Regions from separate parts of the Homo sapiens genome. Here region 1 is linked to region 2. A link is an interaction called in ENCODE POLR2A ChIA-PET data of the cell type or tissue named here. Cell type or tissue: HepG2. All regions are shown on one strand. Each heading gives the region's core, and the rest is flanking DNA. Links, peaks and the distances in the headings are about the cores only. Region 1 has its middle 24 kb from the start of HPCAL1. Region 2 overlaps HPCAL1 (hippocalcin like 1).

What was found. ChIA-PET counts read pairs that join two places held together with the same protein. Peaks named below come from ENCODE experiments on the same cell type or tissue, not always from the same donor. Only the 100,000 strongest peaks of a DNase experiment are listed, where the experiment ranks them.
Region 1: POLR2A ChIA-PET joins it to region 2 with 11 read pairs; 5 of 35 experiments call an interaction of 5 or more read pairs at or near these places.

What each region holds. Positions count from the first base shown.
Region 1 is chr2:10,274,274-10,284,230 of GRCh38, reverse strand. It overlaps the pseudogene RN7SL66P. Among named protein-coding and RNA genes, the nearest start is that of HPCAL1, 24 kb to the left of the region's middle. RefSeq lists enhancers at 1-164, 223-1,422. In HepG2, for the core only: a CTCF peak has its summit at 6,396; DNase peaks (open chromatin) are centred at 5,240 and 5,720; H3K4me3 peaks cover 1,870 bases; H3K27me3 peaks cover 1,211 bases.
Region 2 is chr2:10,363,468-10,373,424 of GRCh38, reverse strand. All of the region lies in intron 1 of HPCAL1 (hippocalcin like 1), which reads right to left. Among named protein-coding and RNA genes, the nearest start is that of HPCAL1, 66 kb to the right of the region's middle. RefSeq lists enhancers at 1-412, 4,740-5,547 and a silencer at 3,808-4,102. In HepG2, for the core only: a CTCF peak has its summit at 6,649; DNase peaks (open chromatin) are centred at 3,944, 4,734, 6,651 and 7,354; H3K4me3 peaks cover 953 bases.

The sequences.
Region 1 (9,957 bases), core at 1,109-9,108, 89 kb after region 2:
TCTCTGGATCCCGGCCTGTTGTTAGAGCCCAGACGACAAACCTCTCAGTGATGTGAGATGGGAAAGCAACGCGCAGCCTGGTTTCATAAGGAAACTGCAATTTTTTTCTCTTTCAAGCTTTTTTTTTTTTTTTTTGAGACAGGGTCTCACTTAGTAGCCCAGGCTGGAGTGCAGCCTCAACTTCCTGGGCTCAAGGGATCCTCCCACCTCAGTCTCCTGAATAGCTGGCCCTATAGGTGTGTGCCACTGCACCCAGCTGATTTTTTGATTTTTTGTTGAGATGGAAACTCACTATATTGGCCAGGCTGGTCTCAAACTCCTGGGCTCAAGCGATCCTCCTGCCTTGGCCTCCCAAAGGGCTGGGATTCCAGTCATGAACCACTGAGCCTGGCCACTCTCTTCACTTTTTTTGCTGCATAAGAAGGATCCAACCCACTCCAGGGTTGAGCACACTTCCCGGGACAGCAAGCAACTATCTCCCCTTACACCTAGGAAGTTCTAGAAATCAAGCTATCCTGGCCTTTGCAGAAAGGGAACCTGACCCTCAGGGTCTAATGTGAAAGAAAAAGAATGCAAAGTGAAGAGGGCCCTGGGTGGAAGGATACAGAAGGCGAGTAGTGGTCTGATGCAGGTGAAAGGAGAGAGAAGGTGGACACCCCCCCACACACACGCAATGCCCAAGACACCAGCAGGCCAAAGAAGGGCTGCTGGGCCAGCAGTGGTGGCCCCACTGGAAGTGAGTCAGGGTGAGTCAGGGTTGGGGTGGGGCGGGGTTCGGGGGAAAAGACTATGTGGTGGCCCTTGGGGCAGCCTGTGGCTCTATTTGCTGCAAAGCGGTGACTGTGAAACTGTCTTTCCTTGTGTCTTTAGTGCTGGCTCCTCCTCCAGACCCATTCCCAGGCCTCTAAGAAGCTCCTCAGCCAGGCGTGCTCGTTGAGAGCCTGAGGAGAGAAAGGAGGCCGTGGCCAGGCCTTTCTACACAGATCCCTCACTGTCACAGAGGGCCGGCCCCTGCCTGTGGCTGCTTTGTCTTGTGGAAGGCAGCTGAGCCCGGCGTTCATCCATCCCCATGCTGGGAACCCTTACGCTGTGAACACAATCCCGGGCACCTCTCAGGTTCCCGGCTGCCTGCTGTTTCCCCTAATGCAGGTTGACTCTCACCTTGGAGTTTGGCTGAAACATCACCGTCCAGGACATGCCACTTGGCTTCCCTGTGGGGTCCCGGGGGACTGGGAGACGTTGGGTTTGCAACAGACAGCACCCTCCTTTCTCTCTGAGGTGGGGCCATGGCATCTCCTTTGGGAGTGGTGGTCAGGGTGGCTGTGCACAGCATTGCCTGGCCTCTTTCCCAGCTTCACCCTCACAGCCCTGGGCTTTCACTTCCCAAATCAAGAGTCAGCCTTTCATCTTTGCCCCAGTTTCTCCAGGGATGCAGCTAACATGCACACTGGCTCTGTTCTTGCAGCCTGGTGAGGGAAGGGTGTCGGCAGGTACTAATGGCCCTGTGCTGAGCCACGTGGGTGAGACGTCAGCTCAAGGCTCTAGGGGCCTTGCCCAACAGAGGCAGAGATGCACAGAGCAGTGTGGGTGGGTGGGAGTTACCATGGAGGAGACTGGACAGGCTGGAGGTACCTGGAGGCCTGTAGTGGGGTCAGACCTTCCCAGGGGTCTGCAGGACAAAGCAGGACCATGCTGGTTTGTTCTTTTGGGGGAGTTTGGGGAAATGAACAAGGATGTATGGAAGGGTGCTGTAGGAGGGTGTTTGAGAGTGTGGCCCAGCTAGAATGTCCATTGAAGGCATTGGACAGTCATGAAGAGTATTGGACAGTTATGGAGGGTATTGGACACTCATGGAGGTAGTGGATGCTCATGGAGGATACTGGACACTCGTGGAGGGTATTGGATGCTCATCGAGGGCATTGTACCATCATTGAGAGTACTGAACATGCACTGAGTGTATTGGACAGTCATGGAGGGTATTGGATGCTCATCGAGGGTACTGGACAGTCACTGACGGTATTGGATAGTCATCAAGGGTACACCAGGACCCCACAGTGAACAAGGCAGGCACCTGCTGGAAAATCAGTCCAGGGAGCAGGAAAAGTCTCAGGCCTCACCTCCTGCTGCTGGCCACTGTGCCTGCCCTCCCCAGCTTCCCTCTGCTGCCTGCCAGCACCTGCCAGTGCCCAAGTGCTCCTTCCTGCCGGGAAGGCCCCTCCTACATTTCTCCATTTTTCAAACACATTTCTTCCTTCCAAATGCAAATATATCCCCACTGAGCACCCCTCTTCAGCCAGCACCAGCTCCCTCCATAAACGATGCTCATTTGGACAGTCAATGAGGGTGTTAGGCACTCACTGAGGGTGTTAGACAGTCCTGGAGGGTACTGGGCAATTGTGGAATGTATTGGACAGCCATGGAGGGTTTTGAACTGTCATGGAGAGTATTAGAAAGTCATCAAATGTACTGGACAATCATTGAGAGTACTGGACAGTCATGAAGAGTACTGGACAGTCATGGAGGGTGTGGAAACTTATGGAAAGTACTGGACTATCATCAAGAGTGTTGGACAGTCATGGTGCATCTTGGACAGTCGTTGAGGGTATTGAACAGTCATCAGGGGTGTTAGAGTGTCATCAAGAAACAGACACGGCTGGCCAGGCATGGTGGCTCACACCTGTAATCCCAGCGCTTTGGGAGGCCAAGGTGCATGGATCACATGAGGTCAGGAGTTCAAGACCAGCCTGGCCAACATGGCGAAACCCTGTCTCTACTAAAACTACAAAAAATTAGCCAGGCATGGTGGTGCATGCCTGTAATCCCAGCTACTTAGGAGGCTGAGGCAGGAGAATCACTTAAAACCGGGAGGTGGAGGTTGCAGTGAGCCGAGATCACACCACTGCAAAACAAAACAAAACAAAACAAAAAAACAACACTCTGGGCCAGCTGTAGTGGCTCACACCTGTAATCCCAGCACTTTGGGAGACCAACATAGGAGGATCCCTTGAAACCAGGAGTATTTGCCCAGCCTGAGCAATATAGCAAGATCCTATCTCCACAAAAATATTTTTTAAAAACATTAGCCAGGTGAGTGGTGTGCATCTGTAGTCTCAGCTCTTTCTAGAAAGAAAGAGAAAGAAAGAAAGAAAAGAAAAGAAAAGAAAAGAAAAGAAAAGAAAAGAAAAGAAAATGAAACGACTGGGTGTGGTGGCTCACGCCTGTAATCCCAGCACTTTGGGAGGCCACAGCAGGCAGATCACTTGAGGTCAGGAGTTTGAGACCAGCCGGGCCAACATAGTGAAACTTCTATTCCACTAAAAATACAAAAAAAAAAAATTAGCTGGGCTTGGTAGCGCATGCCTGTAGTCCTAGCTACTCAGGAGGCTGAGGCAGGAGAATCCTTGAACCTGGGAGGCAGAGGTTGCAGTGAGCCGCGATCATGCCACTGCAGTCCAGCCTGGGCAACAGAGTGAGACTTCATCTCAAATTTTTTTTTTTTTTTTGAGACAAAGTACTACTCTGTCATCCAGGCTGGAGTGCAATAGCATGATCTCAGCTCACTGCAACCTCTGCCTCCTGGGTTCAAGCAATTCTCCTGCCTCAGCCTCCCAAGTAGCTGGGATTACAGGTGCCTGCCACTACGCCTGGCTAATTTTTGTATTTTTGGTAGAGACGGGGTTTCACCATGTTGGCCAGGCTGGTCTCGAACTCCTGACCTCAGATGATACACCTGCTTCAGCCTTCCAAAGTGCTGGGATTACAGGCATGAGCCATTGCACCCGGCCAATCTCAAAATTTTAAAAAGAAAAGAAAAGAAAAAAGAAAAAGGAAAGAAAGAGCCACACCTTTCTGAATGAGGTGGGGAACCCCTGGTGGGCTAGAGGCCACCACTGTTCTTTAGGGGGCATAAGCTGAATCAGAACAAGTGCGGGAGGGCACAGATGAGCGAGGCCAGTCTTGTGTGAGTTCAGGTAGGAGGCAAGGCTGTCCTGAATTAGGGCCCAGCTGTGGGAGTGGGAAGGGCAGGCCAGTCATCACTGGACTAGCATAGCAGAGCTTACCGAGGCATGGTGCTCCGTACTGAGGAAGAGAGGAGAGGAAGGCATGCAGAGCTTTCCGAGGCAGGAGTCAGGAAAATGCGAGGCTTCCGAGTGGTCCAAGAGGTCAGTAGCCTGCCCCGTGTGCGAAGAGGCCAGGAGGAGTTAAAATAGCAGCTAACACCTGTAAGTACTTTATGTAGGTTACCTCATTTAATCCCTAGAGAGACGTCCTTTACTATCGCCATCTTATAGAGGGAAACTGAGGCACAAAGCGGTTTGTTAACTTGGCTGAGGCCCCACATATATTAAGTGGCAGGCACAAGAATAGACCCAGGGGGTCGGAATCAGGGGTCTTTGCTCTGAGCCACGGCACTCTGCAGGTAAAGGCGTCCTCAAACGCCAGGCTAGGGTTTGGGAGTTTAACTTACAAAGGGTGGAGCTGGGGGTTCTGAGCTGAGGGAAGCAGATGCCCGTGGAAGTCCTGGGTAGGCTGGGCCAGTGAGGGGAGGGATGGGCGCAGGAGACCACCTGGGGTCCCATACAGGGCTTGGGAGTCACACACCCAACTCACGACTGCTTTCCCATGGCAGCCTCTTCACAGCCCTGAGCCGAGCAGAGCTGCGAGGACGTTGTTTTATGTCTTGCTCACGCCCAATTCCTGCCCCAATCCTAAACAACTCAGGTGCCATGTGGATGACCCATTTGGTGCCCTGGCTTCTTGGGTCTTCCACCTCCTCTTCTCCACCACATCATCTCCCTCCATCTCAGCCATCAGCTCCACTCACAGTCAGGGACAGCCTGGACATTGCCTCGGAATGCACCATCTCCCAAATCCGAATTCCAGTCACCCACCTCCTGAGCTGGCCCCTCTTCCAAGCTGCCCGCCCAGTGGCTCCTCCGAGGCTGTTCCTTGGCCTTACTGGGAGTCCACTCCCCAACTTCCCAGCCTGCTGGAAGCCCACATCTACCTGGTCAACTGCGCTCTTGAGTTCTATCTTGAACTAACCTGCAACCCCCACATGCTTCTCCATTTGATTCCCCATCTTGTTTAAGGAGGGCTTTGTATCTTCTCCACTCTCTGAAATTCTCTGACCTGTTCTGCACACTTCACACTCTTGGTAGAGCTCCCGGCTGTCTTCATGATGTAGAAGCCATCAGACAGAGAGCCTTTGACCTCTGTGGCCACATCTACAGACTCGAGCCCCTCCTCCCTCATCCCTCCCGCAGGAGAGGAGCCATGGAAGCCGTTTCTGTCCTTCTCCCAAAGCCTGGTCTCCTCGCCTGGGCTTTGGACAGCTGCCTCTCCCCCTACCCCTGCCTTCTCAGGAACCTGAAACCAAAAACCATCTTCCTTTCTCTGTGACTTTGGCATTTCTCATTAATATTTAAGCGGAATGTGGCAGAAGCTGCCAGTCACCCACCAATTCCCTTCTCCTCTTCCTCCTCGGCCACAGAAGCCCAAGCAGCGGGGTGGGGCCATGTGTCTGGGATCTGGCCAGTGAGACACAGGCGGAAGTGGCCAGGACAGTGAGCAGAAAGGAAGAGGCAGCGTGGGTGTCTGATGACAGAGGCGCTGCCATTCCCACCACAAACTGCTGGCCTCTAAACTTCTCTCCTAACGAAATAGTGTCACAGCCAACCCCAATCATAACCGACCACGTGCTCCACCACCCACATCTGAAAACACAGAACAGTCAGCTCTTCCCAGGATTCCACGCTCCTTTTCATTGATGGGCCTATCCTTTCCTTTTTAGGACAGTTTGTCATGGGAAAAGCCTCAGGGTTTGTTTGCTCCTGGTGCACTCTGGTGTGGCCTCCATCATATGATCAGAGCTGCTTCCCCCAAAGCCCCCGATGGCCTCGTGTCCCTGAGTCCAGCGGGCACTCCTCCGCCCTCCTCTGACCCCAGTCCATCGAGCACTCCTCCTCCCTCCCCCAACCCCAGTCCAGGGGGCACTCCTCCTCCCTCCTCCGGCCCCAGTCCAGCGGGCACTCCTCCTCCCTCCTCCGACCCCAGTCCAGGGGGCACTCCTCCTCCCTCCTCTGACCCCAGTCCAGGGGGCACTCCTCCACCCTCCTCTGGCCCCAGTCCAGGGGGCACTCCTCCACCCTCCTCTTACTTGAGTCCAGTGGGCACTCCTCCGCCCTGCTCTGACTCGGCTGCTTGCCCTGGCCTGAAGCTCTCCTCCTGCGGCTTCTACGGTACTGGACAGAGCCTTGTCCTCCCCATGTCTCAGGGTTTCTTGCTCAGCCCCCTCTGCCGGCTTCCCCTCCACCTGTTCCTCAGATGCAGAGTTCCTCAGGGCTGAGACCAGAGTCCGCTCTTCCCACCCCATACCCTCGCCCGATGCTGCCGCTGCCCGGAATGCAGCAACACTGCCGGGCAGGCCTGCCACAGGACGAAGTTCCTCCCTCGCTCCAGAGATTAGGGTTCAGCAGGGGAGCATTCCTTCCCACGCAGGTCTGCCAGGTGCCATCCACTGGCCATGGCTCACTTCAGTGACCTCTAGCAGGCGAGCCACCTCCTCCCTCTGCCTCTGCCTGGACCCCACTTCTGCCTGCCAGCGTAGCATCTCCACCTACTTGTCCTCAGGTGTCCCAGGCTGAACGTGTCCCAAATTCATCAATTCTCTTCCTTCCCGGGCCCATTGCTCCCGGCGTTCCCCGTCTTGGGAACTGGCGTCACTGGCCCCCTGAGGCCTTGAACCTGCAGCTGGGAGTCACCTGTGGCCTGCTTCTCCCCCGTCCTCCATCTGGTCCACCACCAAGTCCCCACGGCCCAGCCTCCTAAACATCCCTCGAAGGAACATGCTCTCCTCATCTGTGCCTCCACAGCCACTGCAGCGGCCTTCCCTCGGCCTGCGTGGAGCTTCTCTGTGGGTCCCCTGTGTGTCAAATTCAGCCCTTAGATCACGAGTGGATCCCAGTACTTCCCTGCTCCAAGCCTCCAAAGCCCCCCAAGGCTCCGAGGAATGGAATGCCCTGCCTCATCCCGGCTCCCTGCCTCATCCCCGCTCCCTGCCTCATCCCCTCCCACCACTCTCTAAGAAAGCAGAGCCCACGTCACCCCTCCAGTCCTGCAGGGCCCCCACTCAGGTTCGGGTGTCCACACACATCACCTGCTCTGCCCGAAATGCTCTGGCCCCACTCTCCTCCTGCCCAGCTTCAGCCCCTTCTCAGGACCTGACTTTAACGACTCTCTGTCAGGCAGGTGGCCCGAGACTCACTCCTAGGCGCCAATAGCACCCCTGGTATTGTGGTCAACTGACCAGGTGTGAGCTGATCTGACCACCCACCGCCCCCTCGGCTGGCGTGAGCTTCCGGAGTAGGGACAGTGCCCTGCATACAGCAGGTGTTAAGTGCTTGCTGAATGCCTGAAAGCCCCTCTGTCCTGACAGGAGGGCTTGGGGCCAGGCATGAAAGCAGAAGGGGAGGCACAGGGTGGCGGGGGCCTGAGCGACTCTGTCCCTGTTTGGAAGGGAAGAAAGCAGGGGCAGGCAGAGGGAAGGCGAACCCGGGCCTGGCCCAGGGGTGGGTGGAGGGCAGCACCAGTCTTGGCAGAGGGCACTGGAGCGGCGAGGGTCAGGGACGTAAGAAGTGTTCATCCCTCAGGTGACAGGATGCAGGAAAGAGGTCTGGGCGAGGGGTGAAGGGGTGGCAGCCATGGGGAGGTGAGGGAGCTGTGGGAGGAGAAGAGCCACTGGGGCGGACGGGAGGGAAGAAGAAAAGCCGAGACGGAGCCTGGGACTGTGATGCTGACACCGTCACCTGCCCGCCAGCTTGGGGCTGCAGAGCTGCCGGGTCAGCCCTCTTCAGTTCATGAAAACGGAAAGGAAGAAGCATGCAGTTCTTTTCAAACAGACACTGAGCCAAAGTTGGCGGGGGCAGCAGCAGGGTACTTCTTGGCAGGGAGCACTTACTTCTGGTCCAGGCTACCAAGGGTACAGGTTTGCCCTGTTAAGCCACTTTGGGATCCGAAGCTAGAAGAGGTCAAAGTGTCCGAGGCATTCAAACCAGAGTGACTCCATCTTGAATAGCGGCTGGGTAAAATAAGGCTGAGACCTACTGCCAGTGGGCTGCATTCCAAGGAGGTCAGGAGGTCAGGCATTCTTTTTTATTTTTTTTATTTTTTTATTTTTTTTGAGATGGAGGTCTGCTCTGTTGCCAGGCTGGAGTGCAGTGGCGTGATCTCGGCTCACTGCAACCTCCACCTCCCGGTTAAAGCGATTCTCCTGCCTCAGGCTCCCGAGTAGCTGGGACTACAGGCAAGTGCCACCACACCCAGCTAATTTTTGTATTTTTAGTGAAACAGGGTTTCACCATGTTGGCCAGGATGGTCTCGATCTCTTGACCTCATGATCCGCCCGCCTCAGCCTCCCAAAGTGCTGGGATTACAGGCATCATGCCCGGTGGAGGTCAAGCACTCTTATTCACAGGATGAGATAGGAAGCCGGCACAAGATACAGGTCATAAAGACCTTGCTGATAAAATAGCACGTGGTAAAGAAACCGGCCAAAACCCACCAAAACCAAGATGGCGAGGAAAGTGACCTCTGGTCGTCGTCCTCACTGCTCATTATACAATAATGATAATGCATTAGCATGCTAAGAGACACTCCCATCAGCACCATGACAGTTTACAAATGCCATGGCAACGTCAGGAAGTTATCCTATATGGTTTCAAGTGGTGAGGAACCTTCAGTTCTGGGAATTGCCTATCCCTTTCTTGGAACATTCATGAATAATCCACCCCTTGGTTAGCATATCATCAGGAAATGGCCATAAAAGTGGACCCCTCGGGGCCGCTCTGCCTGTGGAGTAGCCAATTCTGTTATTCCTTTGGTCTCTTAATAAACTTGCTTTCACTTTATGCTGTCTTTTGAGAGATCCAAGAACCCTCTATTGGGGTCTGGATCTGGACCCCTTTCCGGTAACAAAAGGGTTCATCATGGGCCCCTTCTGTGCAAAGCTGCCTAATTAATTGGACATTTAAAGTGTCATTCGAATGTCTGAAACTTTGATTGACACACAACCTTCAGGTCACTGCATGAAGGGATGTCCACAGGTATTCAGAGAAACCCTCAGAAATGTTCTTCCCAAACTTTTAGGACTGGCGTTGGTTTTGTTTAGCAAAAATTTGGTTACAATGAGAAATTTTTTTTTTCAAGACAGAGTCTCGCTGTCTCCCAGGCTGGAGTGCAGTGGCACGATCTCGGCTGGGTTCACTGCAAGCTCCGCCTCCCGGGTTCACACCATTCTGCCTCAGCCTCCCGAGTAGCTGGGACTACAGGCACCCACCACCAAGCCTAGCTAATTTTTAGTAGAGACGGGGTTTCACCGTGTTAGCCAGGATGGTCTCAATCTCCTGACCTCATTATCTGCCCACCTCGGCCTCCCAAAGTGCTGAGATTACAGGCGTGAGCCACTGCACCCGGCCTAAATTTTTTTTAATGTTCACATATATCCTTATATTTTTATTTTTAACCTAAAACATACAAAAGTACTTTCATCCATCATATCCGGATGTCTGTGCGACGCCTTCCCTGGGCCTGGGCCACGTGGTTAGAGTACACACCGACTCTGGCATTGTGGTGCCCGGGGGACCCCTGACTCGGAGCCTCTGCTTCTTAACTAATGAGAGGCCAGCACGGTTGCTCACATCTGTCATCCCAGCACTGTGGGAGGCCAAGATGGGTGGATCACTTGAGCACAGGAGTTCAAGACCAGGCTGCGCAACATGACGAAACACCGTCTCTGCTAACAATACAGAAAAATTAGCCAGGTGCGGTGCTATGCACCTGTAGTCCTAGGTACTCGGGAGGCTGAGGTGGGAGGATGGCTTGAGCCCAGGTGGCAGAGGTTGCAGTGAGCCAAGATCGTGCCACTCACTCCAGTCTGTGCGACAGTGAAACCCTGTC
Region 2 (9,957 bases), core at 965-8,964:
GATGCCGATGCTTCCGGGCGTCTGTGACCCCCTCATGTCTCACTCATGCAGAAGCAGCATGCCATCATGAACTGGGACCTGCTGGGGGCCCAGGCCCTGCCCCTCCCTCTGCTCCAAGCCTCAGTTTCCCCATCTGCCTCTCATCCCAAGCAAGGGATCTTACCACCTCCCTCGCCTCTGAGTCCTGCTGGCCCAAATGCTGGCCCAAAGCCACTCTCCTTCCCAGATCATCCTCTCCCTCTTCTTGGCCCTTGTAGTTACAGAAACCCAACTCATCCCTCCTGCTGCTCCAGGAAAACCCCGGCCCCGGCTCGCAGCTCTCAGGCTGCCGCTCTCACCTGCCCTGCACAGCCGTGTGGCTGAGCCTCAGAACACTGCCCAGGGCTCAGGCCAGCTTGGAGGAGAGTCAGGCAGCGCCTGTGTGTGAGGCTCCCTCTCTTGGGTCCCTTGTAGGGCTGATCCCTCCTTCTGGGGGCAGGAGGGGCTGAAGTCATGGAGGCCAGAAGAGGGGCTTTAGAGGCAGGAGGGGGGCCACAGTCCCGGGACCCAGAGCCTGGCCACCTTCTCCAGAACTGGCCACAGTTTTGGGGTCAGGGAGTTGGCTCCTTACACACCCACAGGCTCCAGATCCTGTCCTTGGGGCAGGGAACAGGAACAGCTGTCACCGTCTCCACAGGTGATGCCCTTCTGAGGAGCAGCACAGGTGTGCTCTGGCCGTGGCTGACGGAGAGCGATGGGACCCACGCCACCCTCCGGGCAGGCAGGGAGGAAGAGCTCTCCAGGCTGATCTCAGCTGTTTCGGGAAGGCTGCAGCTGGGTGAGGGGGCTTCAGGCCCCGGCTGCTGGGTTCTGCCTTGGTGACGCCACTTGCCCCCCTGTGTCACAGCCATACGCTCGCCTGTCCGCCTCCCCGATCCAACTGGGAGTTGCTGGGTGTGTCACAGCCATACGCTCGCCTGTCTGCCTCCTCAATCCAACTGGGAGCTCCTGGGGGGGGATTATGCCTTACCCATCAATGTGTCCACTGTGTTGGACACAGTATCCGGGACATAATAGGTGCTTTGTAATTGACAGAAGGCATGGAGTGGGTGCTCCATTCGCTCCTATGACTCCAGTGGGGCCCCCATGGGGCTTCCCCCACCGACAACCCTCGTCCCCCACCTTAGCCACACAGCACAGGGCACCACCCAGCTTCCTCGCCATGGCTCAGGACCTGGAGATGCGATTTTTCTGATCTTTAGCCCCGATTGAGGAATGACCAGAAATAAAGCAACACTAAAACCAGACCAGATGGTGAAAAGCGCTGGACTGATACATATTCACTGTGCACCCAACGTGTAAGCAACGTGTTTGGCTTTCAAATAAGACAAAGATGACCATTGTGTGTATTCCTTCATCTGCAAAAATAATCAGGGCAAACAAAAGAAAGGATGTGAAACACCCTCTAAGAAGGAGAGAAACATCTGAGGCGCTGGCGGGCCTGGAGGAGGCGGTTGGGCCCGCTGGCTTAAGGCTGCAGCACAGAGCCAAGCCCTGACCTGAAGCCAGTGAGCAGCAGAAAACCCCCCGGACAAAGCCAGACGTCCCCAAGGGCACATGCCTCTCCCTATCCTCCATGGCACGCTGACCCCTGACAGCGAGGTTCTTGGAGCACACCAGGCCCAGGGACCTTTCCGGGCAGGCCCAGGTCCAGTGCCTGGCTGACACTCAGGTGGCCTCCTCTAGGAGGTGAATAGGGAATCTTAGAGGGAGGAGGAGGAGTTTGGAATGGAAGGCAAGGGGAAGGCTGCCCTGGGAACAAAGGCAACAGTGTTGACTGGCGTCGAGGAGACAGACATGGTGTCTCCTAATTGTCCACTCTTCCCACTGACTGACCCCTCACTGCAACAGGACACAGGACTCTGCAGGACCCCCAGGTCACAGCCAAGGTGGGGCCACACTGGGGGCTTCCTACCCAGGTGGGGCTATCCAGTCAGAGACCATCCCCCCACCCCACCCCACCCCCTGGGCCTACACCTGGGGCCTCAAAGCCCAGGTGAACAGGGCGAATGATTTAGGAAAAGCTCTTCTTGGAGGAGAGCCAGAAGAGGGTAAAAGACGGGGGCAGGTGTGGACACAAGCCTGGCTTGTCCACTCAGTTCTGGGGGCACAGTCACCTCCAAGGAGACAATGTATAGTCCCACTGGCATTCCCCTCCAACCCCGGTGGCCAGCCAGACCCACTAACCCAAACTGCAAATGACAGGGCCACAACAAACCACATGCCACCCCAAACCCGCCCTGCCTGGCCCCAGGGCTCCACCCCTGCTGCTCCAGGCCCTGGTAACACCCACCTGCCCACTGGCCTCCTCTGTTTGCTCCATGCCAGGTCACTGGACCCTGCAGCCTGGAGGTGCCTCCTCTGTTTGCTGGCTCCATGCCGGGTCACTGGACCCACAGCCTGGAGGTGCCAGCTCTGCCTCGGATCCCACAGGTGAAGGGGGCTGCCCCGTCACACGTCCAATTCTGTGACAACTTTAGGTGGGCCCCCTTAGCTTGGAGATGAGGAAACTGAGCCCCACGGGGATGAAGGATAGCCAAAACCTGGTAGAAAAGTTGGAATTTGAGCCCACGTCCTCCCAGAACGCTGTTGCTACCTGGGAGCCCCCAAGACCCCCAGGAGCAGGGCACCACATCTTTGGGATTTTCCAAAAGCTGGTACACCTGTATGGGTGGCTCCAAAACACACCCCTGGCAGACTCCTGTGCCCTGCAAAAGGCCAATGCCAGCAGTGGCCCCATCATCTGGAGTCTGCCCTATGTGCCCTGGCATCATGGGGCAGCCTTGCCTGAGGGCTAGCTCACAGTTGCTGCTCAGTTCCCACATGTTAGACCCCGCTCTGGGGACCAGACAAAGTGGCTGGCCCTCAGCCAGCCCCTCCTCTGCTCCTTGAAGCCTCTTCCTACCTGCATCCAACTAAGTGTTCCCCAGAGAGCCAGCAGGATCTGCACATGAGGGTTTAGGGCTTGTATGGGTTGGAACAAAACAGGTCAGTGTCAAGCCAGCCTGGAAATCCTAACCCCAAAATCTTCCCCCACTGCCAAGTCCCAAGCATGCACCTGCAGGCAGGCATGGGTGAGCACAGGCTGCTTCTCTGTGCCCCCGCAACATACACAGGTGTCCCACCTGCTCCACGACTGACGGGAATTCGATTGGAAGAAGATAAAAGCAGAGGCGATTTGGGGAATGGGAAGGGAGCCACTACTGAAGGGAAGGAGAAATGCAGGAAGGAGAGTGGAAAGAGGGTGCGCAGATTAGCCAGGCATGCCCAATGGGCCCATACAAAGGAATGCGGAGACTCCACTTGGGCAGAAGGCCAAGGCCAAATACAGTATCTATGTGCCTGCCACTCCTGAGGCCTAACCCAGCACATTTCTTGAAGATAAGTGGGCCAGGTAGGCGCCTGCACATTGAGATAAGGGCTAAGTATAGAAGGAGAAAGTTGTTTTTTCCAAAACGTTAAGAAGCACATTTCAAGGAGTAAGGAGGTCTCAAGGACACACTGGGGGCAGCCTAATGAGGCCAGAGCCTTTTCCTTTTTCAAAATTACAAGCTGAACTTCTATGCCTCCTTTGAGCTCAATTTCAGCTTTCCCTAGTGGATCCGAACACGGCATATTCATTATTATTTGATTAATAAGGACCTGGTGACAGTTTCCAATGGACAAAGTTAGCTGGCTTAACCACCACCTCCTCCAAGAAGGCCTCAGGGATCCCCTCTCAGTTCTCTGCTACATTTAGGCTGCCCCTGAGTCCCATCAGAGCCCACCTCCCTCTGCCTGGAGCCCTTGCTGCTGTTGAACTTGCTCCTGCCTGGGACAGGTGCTCACAAATGCTGTCAAACGGGCCTGAGCTATGAGGCAGCCAGGAAGCCAGGGCTCCGGCCCCACCAAGTGTCAACATCCACCTTGATCCAGCCTCCCAGGCCTGCAAGTACTATGGACTCAGAGGCAGACATTCCTGTAGGTCCTCTATGGATTCTGCAGACAGGCAAGGCCAGAAAAAATCCCGAGAGAATTCCTCAAGGGCTGGAGGAAAATCCTAACTAGCCATGATGGCCGTGGAAGCCATCACAACCCCTTACAAGGGATATGTGAGCCCTGAGGTCAACAAACTCTAAGAGGCAAGATGGGGGCACAGAAATCAGGCCACGGGCATCATGTGACTCACATGGCAGGACTCAGTGGCCCTCTGCTCCCCACATCACAGAGCTGGAGGGGAATCCTTGTGTTGCTGCAGCCACCCCGGCACAGGGTTTTCAGCCTGAGAGGGCTCCTTGATGTGATGGGCAGGTTCCAGTGCGAAGGTGGCCAGCCTGAGGCGACCGTGAGTCCTCAGGCTTCCCCCAGTCACAGGGCAACGCCATCGGCTGCCGCCAGCTTGGGAGATGTGCTTTTGGGAAAATCAAGTCACCACAGCATTCTCCTGCGGTCCCTCCCCACTCGGTTTAGATGTTGGTGAAGAAAACGAAGCCAGTTACGGCAATGACTTCCAACAGATACAATCAAATAATCTATTCCTGGATTCCGCAAGTACTGAAATGTCGGTAATTCAATTCCTGAAATGCCATTTTGGAGCTGCCGGAGCAGGCTGCGGAGAAAGCTCAGTAAACACACACATCAGTTCAAGCCCAAACACACACCCACTGACCTTGAGCCCCGGTGCCCGGCGCTGTGCTGAGAGGCCAGCTCCCCAAGGGCGGCCACCACCAGACAGGGCCTGGGGAATGGGCGGTCCAGGAGGGAGGCAACAGCAACAGCAAATAAATATTGACAACGCTGCAGGAGGCGTGCTGCTGGGAAAATGTGGACGAACTGCACTGAGCTCGAGGAAAGAGTACTCAGTGTGTCTGGGGGAGTCAGAAGGCTCCCAAAGCAGGCTTGACTTACTCTGTGATTAAAAGCCAGGCCGGAGCTGGGAGCTGGGGGAACAGAGAGGTGGGAACCACCCTGCCCTCAAGGAGCTCTGGCCGAGTGAATGCAGACACACATATGCTGACACGCACACACACCTACACACACATATGCACACACACACACAAACCTACACACACTGCACACACACCCACACGTGCATATGTGCACACACATGCACACCTACACACACGTATGCACACACATGCACAAACCTACACACAATGCACACACACACATGCATATGTGTACACACGCACACCCCTACACACACGTATGCACACACATGCACAAACCTACACACAATGCACACACACACCTACACATGCACGTGTGCACACATGCACACACCTATACATGTGTATGCGCATATGCACACACAGGCACACACCTACACATGTGTATGGACACACACATGGAAAGCTTTGGAACTGAGGTCACCATATGCACACACATCTACAATGCACATGTACACACATACACACCTACACAGGTATATACACACATGCACACACCTATATACACATATGCACACACCTACACACGCATATGGGCACACACGCACATACACACATGCAAGCACACAGGCACACAGTCCCAGGGCAGGCAGGGTAAGGGTCACATGAGGAATCCTGAACACCCCACACTGTGTGGGGATCCAGGGCCGGCGAGGGTGGCCGCAGCAGCAGAGGCTGCTCATGTCCGAAGCTCTGTCACCCTCCACTCCAGCACAGGGCTCACACTGACATCAGTTCTAAGGCTTTCCATGGGAGTGTGGGTCATGGGACTGTGATATGGGACAAGGGCTTTTCTGGCACTTTCGACAAATTTTTGCAAGGAAGCATAAAATTTACATCTAAACCAACCCGTGGGATGACAGTGATTGTTGTTGCTATTATGATTTTGCTTTACATATTATTATACTTTCTGAAATGTATGAATTGGAGATTAAAATTTTAGTTGAGCCCAGGAGTTTAAGACCAGTCTGGGTAACATGGCAACATCCCATCTCTACAAAAAATTAGCCATGCGTGGTGGCGCACACCTGTAGTCCCAGCTATTCAGGATGCTGAGGTGGGAGGATCACTTGAGCCTGGGAGTTTGAGGTTGCAGTGAGCTATGATCGAGCTCGCACTCTAGCCTGGGTGACAGAGCAAGACTCTGTCTCAAAACAACAACAACAACGACAGCAACAAAATCCCCCCTTAAAACAACACTACCATCCGCCCGTCATCTGTATATTAAATATCTAACTGTAAAAAGTCTCAGCCTATTTTGAGAGATGAAGTTACCCTCAAGTCCCAAGCAGATGACAATAAACTGGAAAAGCAATGGGAAATCTCCAGACAGAACACCCAGGTCCTCCACCAGATGCTCCTCCCGGTCTCTCTTGGGCCATCTGGAGGGTGTCAGATCAGCTGGGCGAGCAAGGGCAGGGCCAGCCTCACTGTGGGATCTCAGGCAGCCTCCTCGCCCAGCCAACGTCTTTGTCCCAACACATCAAGGAACCTGGCGTCCCTCACCCCAGGAAAATCCTGGGCCTACACAGCCTCCTCAAACAAGGTCACTGTATGAGACACACTCAGAGCTGCCCCCGGCCCCAGCATCCTTGGATCTAGCAGTGAAATAGTTGGTGCCTTCACCGTGCTGTGGTGGGAGGCCCAGAGGTCAAGGTGCAGAAAGCCCGTACCACAGAGCTCCTAGTGGAGAAGACGGGAGTGGAAGCACACAATGCAGGAAGCCCGGGGCTGGGGAGCCGGGGCAGGTGCCAGAGAAGGTCTCCAGACCAAGCTTGAGCTGCAGGGCGGGAGTCGGATCATGGCCAGCACTGTGAGCTTGGTATGGGTGAGTCTCCTGATGCCAGACAGATGTGCTCTTGGAACATCTGTCTGTGAACCTCATCTGGGAGAACCAGATCTTTATTTAAAGTAAATTAAGGGGCCAGGCGTGGTGGCTCACGCCTGTAATCTCAGCACTTTGGGAGGCCAAGGCAGGTGGATCCCCTGAGGTCAGGAGTTCGAGACCAGCATGGCCAACATGGTGAAACCCCGTCTCTACCAAAAATACAAAAATTAGCTGGGTGTGGTGGCGGGTGCCTGTAGTCCCAGATACTCAGGAGGCTGAGGCACAAGAATCGCTTGAACCCGGGAGGCAGAGGTTGCAGTGAGACGAGATCGCACCACTGCACTCCAGCCTGGGCGACAGAGCGAGAACTGTCTCAAAAAAAATTAATAATAATAAAACAAAATAAAGCAAATTATGAGACTTTGCTCCTTAAGGGACCCAAAGACACACCCACTGACCTTGAGCCCTGGTGCCCGGTGCTGTGCTGAGAGGCCAGCTCTCCAAGGCCAGCCACCACCAGACAGGGCCCAGGGAATGGGCGGTCCAGGAGGGAGGCAGCGGCAACCACGAATAAATATTGACAACGCTGCGGGAGGCGTGCTGCTGGGCAAACGTGGACGAACTGCACTGAGCTTGAGGAAAGAGTACTCAGTGTGTCTGGGGGAGTGAGCGTCTCCTCATGAGGCGTGCATCCCTGGTCTATATCACGTATAGCTGATCTCAATGGGAGGCCGAGGACATGCGGTGTGGGCTCAGCACCCAGCAGGCGAGGCTCGCTCACAGAGAGGCAGCAAGAGGACCTCAACCCAGAATGCAGCAGGCCTAGGTCCAGTCTGGAGGGCCACCCGCACCCCCTCACACACCCTCTTCTCCAAGCCTCATCCCTGAAGTGAACACAGAAAGGCCCACTCAGGTGGGTGTAGGGAGCCTGAAGGAGGGTGGGCGGGGACCACCAAGCACCTGTTAGCTGTTGCCACACCTTTGGCTTCGAAGCAGCTAAGGGGGAGGGAGGTGTGCGGTCGGGGGTTGGGCGGGACATCATAACGCCAGGGCTGAAGGGGAACCACCCAAGGTCAGGTGGGAAGAGAAACAATGGCTCCTGGCTGCAGCCTCCAAGAAAAGCCATCCATGGGAGACCCACCTGTCCCTCCGCAAGCCTTCGACCCGCTCTACCTCCAACTCCTGCACAGACTCCGGGCTGTCCGTTCAAATAGCTGGCACCTCGTCTGCCCATCTCCATGACACGAGGTGTATTTATTTCCAAGAACATGCCCCAGAGGAGGGGCTCACGCTCTTGCAATTACCGCGCCACCACCTGGAGGCAGGTGCACAGTGAGGGCACCCACTGGATGATCAAGATCCCAGCTGTCCTGGAATGCCACCCAATACCATCCAAGAGGAGCAAGGTCAGGGTCGGAGGCCTAGACCTCTCTGGCGGCCTCCATTTCTCCTTCCGTACATGAGGTGGCTAAGTTCAGAACTCAGGGCGGGTGGTGTGGACACTCTCATTTAGGGATGGGGATAGGGGTACATGAATCCCTTCCACCAAGCACCTGGAACTCTGGGAGATTTTGAGGCTGGTGGCCAAAGGCATCAGGACACACACACCTGGTGGCACCTGGGTGACATCACAGAGATGTACAAGCTCACATTGTAGAAGGCCCCACAGTGGACAGGGCTTGGGGAGGAGGGCTTGGTCCCCCTACCTCAGAGAGGGAGAAAAGGACATAAAAGCGGGGAGGGATGGTCAGGTGCAGTGACTCACACCTATAAACCCAGCACTCTGGGAGGCCGAGGCAGGAGGATTGTTTGAGCCCAGGAGTTCAAGACCAGCCTGGGCAACATGGCAAAACTCATCTCTACAAAATATACAAAAATTAGTCTGGTGTGGGGGCATGCACCTGTAGTCCCAGCTACTTGGAAGGCTGAGGTGGGAGGATCACCTGAGCCGGGGGAGGTCGAGGCTACAGTGAGCCATGATCGCACCACCGCACTCCAGCCTGGGTGACAGAGTGAGCCACTGTCTCCAAAAAAAAAAAAAAAGGAGGCGGGAGCTTAGGAGAGGAGGCCGTCAGGGCCGGGGAGGGAAGTTCATGGAAACCATCCCGAGGGAAGCAGCGAGGAGTCTCCCCCGGGACACCCGATCGGCCTCCTCGTGCCCCACACAGCCTCCAGCTCCTGCCTCCCTGGCCATCGCATTCCAGGTCACTGGCCTTGGGGCCCCTCCCTTCCCTGATGTCGGCAGTCATTCCCAGGAGGGTGGGGGAAAGAGTAGGGGGGGCCTCACCCTCACCTCTCGGTGCTCAGGGCTCTGGCCAGTCCTTACTGTTCAAGAAAACAACCTCAGCTTCCCGGAGGGACCCCCGGATGCCAGGCAGAAGTGGGGGCTCTGGGCCCAGCTCCCACACTCGACCCCAGGCAGACACCCGCCTCTGGGTGCTCTCTAGGACCTTTGCCACCCACGTGCTGGGAGCCTGTGCACCCAGGCAGGGCAGGAGGACAAGGTCACTACCATCTCCAAGGTCACTGCAAGCTCCTCCCAAACTGAGGCCTGGAGGCCCTAATATAACCCACTCCCAAGGTCCACCCCTCCTCCAGGTGGCCTGCCCCACCAAGCTGGGACCAGTGCCCTTCCCTCTGGGGTGTCCCACCCCACCACCCGGCCAAGCGCCCCGAATCATCAGGCCTCCCTGAGCACCAGCTGAGTCGGCTCAGGGCACTAAACGCTTACCAGAAGGCAGGCAACCCCGACAGTGCCTAAAACAGAAGGGGCAAGATTGCCACTTAACAGACCAGAGAACCAAGGCTCAGAGATGGGAAATAACTCATCCAAGGTCACGCAGCCCACACAAGGACTGGAGATCCGAAACAAGCCTGGCTCCCCAGCCTTGCCGTGCCCAAACTGTGGCTGGCCTCAGAGCCACCTCCGGAGCTTGTTTAAAATGCAGATTCCTGGCCCCACCCTAAAGATTTGGCTTCAGCAGGTCTGGGATGACCCAGGAATCTGCACTTTAGCTTGTGAGCTCCCCGGTGGTTCTGACAGGAGGAGGCTTCGGGTCACACACTTCCCAGAAATACAGCTACACCACATGACTCTCCAGACCTGAAACGCCACGTGTAGAGGGTATAGGCAGGACTATGTAAGAGGCATCCCGAAAGGTC